2 separate regions of the Mus musculus genome follow, and region 2 is linked to region 1. The links are chromatin loops, found by intact Hi-C in ENCODE. Cell type or tissue: left cerebral cortex. All regions are shown on one strand. Each heading gives the region's core, and the rest is flanking DNA. Links, peaks and the distances in the headings are about the cores only. Region 1 holds the start of Gm16322 (a long non-coding RNA gene). Region 2 overlaps Grik4 (glutamate receptor, ionotropic, kainate 4).

Region 1 (2,907 bases), core at 294-2,793:
GAAAAAATGGATTCCTGACTCCATCCTGGGCTTCCTGAACCAAAATTTCTGGGTGGGGCTGGGGACATTTATGTCTTAGTGCTCTGCCCATGGCTGTTCTGCCCAGTAAAATTTCAGCGTCACCAGCCTCGCATGATGCTTTAAACTCTAGCAGGTACACAGAAAGGATTTCTGAGTGCATGATGTTTAATGAACTGAGCAGTGCCCTATTTGCACAGGCTGGCTTAATTTTAGGGCTTTGAAGTCTGCCTCCCTTGGAATCCTGGCTCTGCCAGTCACTAGTCAAATGACCCAAGCCTTGTTTGGGTTTTCTGATCTCAAATGGGGTCAATAGTGCCTTTTATGAGTGTCGTGAGAGTTAAATGAGATAGTAATGGCAAGCTACACAGCACATGCGCAGGGTAAACACAGCTGTTCTCTGCTGCTGTAAAGACAAGTGCCTTAACGTCCTCCTGGTCAAGTTGATGAGGTGGCGGCCAGATCCAGCCCAGTCTGAGCACTGGGATTCTTTATGGTTTCGGAGTGCAGGCTTATCATAGTTGCCATTTTCGGTTAACAGATCCGGGATGTAATGATTAAGGACTTAGGATGCTTTTCTGTCTTTAAAAGGATTGCTATCAAAATGGCATGTTTAATCCCCTCCTTTCACTTTCCCACTGCCCAGCGACTAGAATGTAAACTTCATAAACACAGCCCACTGTGGTGGGACCACAGCTGTATCCACCTTCCGGTCCCCTCCCTTCTGCACAGCCCAGCCCAGCCCAGCTCAGCACAGCACAGCAGACACTCCAGTCGGCCTCCTTACCTGCGTCTGTCCTTCACTTCTGCCTCTGCACCAGCTTCCTCCCTTTCCCATCTGCTGAGTTTCTGAAGGCTTCTTTGCAGCCATACTGTGTGTGACTTACTCCTTGACGGAGTTAGTGACACTCTCCTGTTCTGAGTGCTTCCCCACCCTTGTGTTTGAGCTTTGTGTTCACCCGACTTCTTGGTGGCCACAGGGCTAACCTTGGCTGTGTGTTCAGCTCTTGTGTGTAAGGACGCCGGTGATTTGACTTCCCTTGGGGGCCCCTTTGCCATGACTTCCCTTCTTGGTCTTCCCAATAATAACTATTAGTTCCTTCCTATATGTTAACTACTTAACTAGATACTTTCATTGAACGAACATTATTTCATAATGTTCATGGCGCTGAGATGCAATGCATAGCTTCATTTTACTGTTGGTTTAGGCATCGAGAGGTTAACTTGTGCAAATTGCTTAATGATCATAATGAACTCGAACTAAATAAAGCATGCTCTTTAAAAAATATATATGCCTGTGTGTAGGTGTGTGCTTGTGAGTGCAGGTGCCTGGAGTGTCCAGAGGGGGCATTGGATTCCCCTGGAACAAGTCACAAGTGGTCATGAGCCTCCTGGCACAAGTCCTCCTTAGGAATAGTACATGCTCTTAACCACTCAGCCATCTTGGAGGCATCTTCTTAAGTACAATGCTTTTCTCTAAGTAGATTAAACACACACACACACACACACACACAGAGAGACAGACAGACAGACAGAGACAGAGAGACAGAGACAGACATGGGGCGAGAGGAGGGGAATGGAAGGAGAGACCTAGACCCAGGAGATTTAAGTAGTTACATTTTCAAAACTAAAGATCCTGGAGTGTGAAACGTTGATTAGCAGTTTATTAACCATCTTTAGGAATGAGGCCGGAAGTACCACTGCAGGTAGTGGTAAGGTTGTTCCTAGAATAATGCTTTCCCAGTGATTTTCCTAATTCTCCTCCCCAGTCTACTGTGTTCCTCTCCAATCCACTTGCTTTTCATCTCACCGTCAGTAGATTCTGCATCGTGTCCACTCAAAGTTCAGTTTTCCATTCAACCATCCAGTACTTGGTGTGTGCCAGGCTCCGCTGTGGGTAACACGAAGCCAGGTGACACAGCCTCACTGGTGGAGACGAACGGGTCACAAGAAGTGCCCTGTAGAGTGGAAGAGAAGGAGAGATGCTGATGCTGTGCCTGTGTTTGGCACTGTGGTCAGAGGCAACCTCTGAGAAGGTGACATCTGTGTTTAAATTTGAGGCACTTCCTGGATACAGAGATGAAACACTCGGCAGAGAATCAGCAAATGGTGGAATGAGCTTGGCAAGCCTTAGAAGTAAAAGGAAGGAAGTGCGGGAGGGAAAGAGCAGAAAGCAGAGCCCAGAGGGCCTGAGGTTGGAATTAGGTTCCGTTCTCAGTGAGAAAGGAAGTCACCTGCACTCTGAAGAATACATCTGGCTTACTTTGAACAGACCACAGGAAGTTGGGAGATACCAGTGAGGAAACTGCCACTGAGGTCTGAGCAGAGCATTGAAAACGGAGGCTGAGGTAGATTTGGATGCGATGCTGAGGGCTGTACTGGTGACATGAGAGGAGAGCAGTCAAGTGCACTTCAGAGTGGAGAACTCTGACTGCCCCAGCCCGAGCCCTTTCCCATCATTGGCCTCCATCCTCCAGGGGCAGCTCCCGGGGCATGGCTGTGCCAGCTTTACCCTTCTCTGGTTAGTCAGCTCAAGCCCGTGTGTGTGTGTGTGTGTGTGTGTGTGTGTGTGTGTGAGATGAAGATGGAACTTGGGTAGACTCATGCTTGCATAGCAAGCACTTTGTTGACTGAGCCATCTTCCTAAACCCAAGGTTTTTTTTTTGTTTTAAACCACTTAGGTGTGTGAGCTGAAGTGATGATTAATTTTACACGTTTCAAAATATTCATACATACATGCATGCACACACACACACACACACAGCACAGACACACAGCACACACACTGAGCACACACACACACACACACACACACACACAGTGCACACACACACCGGCGCACACAATGTGTGTGTGTGCGGTGTGTGTGTGCACGGTGTGTGTATGTAT
Region 2 (2,907 bases), core at 1-2,500, 54 kb before region 1:
CTCACTGTATTTCCAGAATGTTCCTTTCCAGCTCAAACAACTCAATCAGGCATGGTGGGTAAAAGGCACAAGCATCTTTGGACTAAAGACAAACTGTTCATGACAATGTTTTCAAATACCAGGCAGACTGATGTTTAAGAGAGTGTTTGTTCTAAGTAAGTTTCAAGATCCAAATTTCCCTGAGGTCATCGGATGAACTTCTCAGTGGTAGAAGAAGCTAAGCAGAGTGGGAGGACGTAGTGTTGGTGGGAATGTGTCAAAATGGCATCCTGTCTTTCCCAAGATGCTGATATTGCTCTTTGAAGGTGACCAGAGATTGGGCATCATCTGGCAGAGCTGTTACATGAAGGCTGTTGGGGGGCTTTTGAGCCTTAAGCAGGAGAGGGGAGAAGTCATTTAATCTCCTCACCGGAGATGAGAGAGAGCCTCCCATCACTCCATGCCTATAGACACAAGGAGACTCAGGAGGCTGGTTCTGAGTGGCTATCTGTGACCTCCGCTGTCTCCCCCAGGTGTCTGTGTGTCAGGAGATGGTGACAGAACTGCGCAACATCATCCTGTGCCAGGACAATATCCATCCCAGGCGGCGGCGCTCTGGAGGCCTGCCACCCCAGCCCCCGGTCCTGGAGGAGCGCCGACCCAGAGGCACAGCGACGCTCAGCAATGGCAAGCTATGTGGCGCCGGGGAGCCAGACCAGCTGGCGCAGAGACTGGCACAGGAGGCCGCCCTAGTAGCTCGAGGCTGCACGCACATCCGCGTGTGCCCAGAGTGCCGCCGCTTCCAGGGCCTGCGGGCGCGACCGTCGCCAGCGCGCAGCGAGGAGAGCCTGGAGTGGGACAAGACCACCAACAGCAGCGAGCCCGAGTAGTGGCAGCAGCGAAGGACCATGGAGCCAGGCGGGGAGGCGGGAGGGCTAACATTACAAGTTCCTTCTCTCCGGATTCAAGATTCAATGACTTTACAAAGCGATCTGAGCCTGCTGCCCCAGCAGGAGGCGGATCTCCCTGCCCTGTGGCAGAGCGGCCTATCCGAGATGAGACACTGCACCCACGTGGCAGAGACGCTGTCCCTCGTGGGCACAAGGACCCATCTCCTCCCAGAGAGCCTTTCCCTCACACTCAAATAAGTGGATTCTGGGTTGTGGGGCCCTGCCGAGAGAGCAGTCCAAGAATTGATGGTGTCATCAGTTGAATTCCCCCTAGGAAGGGGCCATTGTACCCTGGGTCTAGTTCTTACAGGAAAAAAAAATTAAACTCAACAGGGAAGTTTTCTTTTCTGAATTTGTATATTTTTGTTGATGTCCTTTTCTTTCCTCTCATGGTTTTTTTTTTTTTCTTTTTTCTTTTTCTTTCCTGTCTCTTCTGGGTTCTGTTCTAAGGCTCCCTTGTCTTGTGCTTGGGGATGGAAGTCTGACCTCTCTCTCTCTCTCTCTCTCTCTCTCTCTCTCTCTCTCTCTCTCTCTCTCCCCCTTAGGTTTTGGAGTTGCAGGTGCACTGGGTTTCAGGTGCTGACTCCCCCCCCCTCCTCCCCCCCCCCCCCCAGTGACTGGTGTTTGGTAGTCTCCCTCTGCATAGAGAGAGGGTGAAAGTCCATCAAACAAACTTTTTAAATGCAACATACAAGCAAACAAACAGGAATGTAACCTTCCTGGAGATACTTTGAAATTCCCGGGGCTCTAAGGATTAATCTGGTTTTTCTTTTTCTTTACCCTTTTCATCTCTGAAAACAGAAGGAAGAAAGAATCTTTAAAGCATGCAGAGTATTGTATAAGGAGAAGGAGATGTGTATGCGTGTGTGATTTCCCCACACCTTGGTGGTCCTGACTTCCATTGCAAGGCACTACTCAGAGAAGTGAGAGACAGGGCGCCCAACGGGTATGATAGACTCTTCAACTGGATCTGCTTTTAGCTGAAGTTGGTAGTAAGTTGCCTCTGAAGCCCTACCCACAAGGCTCTTATGTATTGGGTCACTTTTTGGTACTAGACATGAAACCTGGATGCAACTGTGTGTGTGTGTGTGTATGCGTGTGTGCATGTGTGCACACGCTCGCGTGCCTGCGTGTGTGTGTGTGCATGCATGTGTGTGTGTGTGTGCATGTGTGTGTGTGTGTGTATGCTCCTATACATGTGAGAACCTAAGCATATATGCATGTGTTTATGAAACAGACCGCAAATAGCCAACAACCTAGTTCCTGGAAGAGAGTGGAGGGTTTTAGCCCACCAGCGGCCGAAGAACTAGGAACCGGAACCATGAGTTCAGATCTCCGTGTGGTCAGTAGTTTTCCTTGTGTGACTCAGAGTGAATTGTTTGACCTCTCTGCTGCAGCCTGGGAGTCAGCAATACTTTCCTAGGGTATCTCGGACCGGACCGATCTGCCCTGCCAGTAGGAGGCTTGCAAGGTCTGATGGGAATACCCTCTCAATGGGAGGGCCAAGGCTCCCAAGGAGCCACTTGGCCTTGGTTTGGTCTCACCACTTCAGAATTCCATGAAGAGCTGTCATTTTCGGATGGAAAGCAAATTCTATGCAATTTCTGATAGTAACTTAGAAAACTCGGAGACTGGGTGGGGGTGGGGGAGGAGACAGCTGCCACCAACTCCCACCTCCTGCACCTCCACCTTGAGCTGAGCTGATTTCACGTGGCTCCTGTTCTGAATGTCCTAAAATAAAGACTTTTTTTTTTTTAAAGATGGGCTGAATCCCCTGGTGCCGCCTTTTGTGTAAGTTGGCATCCTGTCTGTGCCAGGATAGTTTGTTAGAGCTGCCACCCCGGGGCCCAAGTTGTAACCCTAATTCTTCTGGGTCCATATAAGAGATGCCCTGCTGGTCCTAAACTGACCCCTTGCTGGTAACTCTGAAGCCTTTTTTCATTTTTCTCTATAACTGCCCAGTGGCAGCAAATTTTGT

The links. Hi-C counts contacts between places; a loop is a spot of excess contacts. Peaks named below come from ENCODE experiments on the same cell type or tissue, not always from the same donor. Only the 100,000 strongest peaks of a DNase experiment are listed, where the experiment ranks them.
Region 2: a loop joins it to region 1, with 6 times the contacts of the local background. A loop is called at or near these places in 2 of 42 quality-filtered maps.

Annotation. Positions count from the first base shown.
Region 1 is chr9:42,465,159-42,468,065 of GRCm38, reverse strand. The region is part of intron 1 of Tbcel (tubulin folding cofactor E-like); the gene reads left to right. It overlaps Gm16322 (a long non-coding RNA gene), which reads right to left and starts at 1,563. Exons shown (of 8, transcript XR_001779127.2): 1 at 1-1,563. In left cerebral cortex, for the core only: a CTCF peak has its summit at 1,332; no DNase peak of the experiment used is centred there.
Region 2 is chr9:42,518,791-42,521,697 of GRCm38, reverse strand. It overlaps Grik4 (glutamate receptor, ionotropic, kainate 4), which reads left to right. Exons shown (of 21, transcript NM_175481.5): 21 at 513-1,286. The coding sequence ends at 869. Among named protein-coding and RNA genes, the nearest start is that of Tbcel, 48 kb to the right of the region's middle. In left cerebral cortex, for the core only: a CTCF peak has its summit at 1,038; DNase peaks (open chromatin) are centred at 777 and 980; H3K4me3 peaks cover 730 bases; H3K27ac peaks cover 483 bases.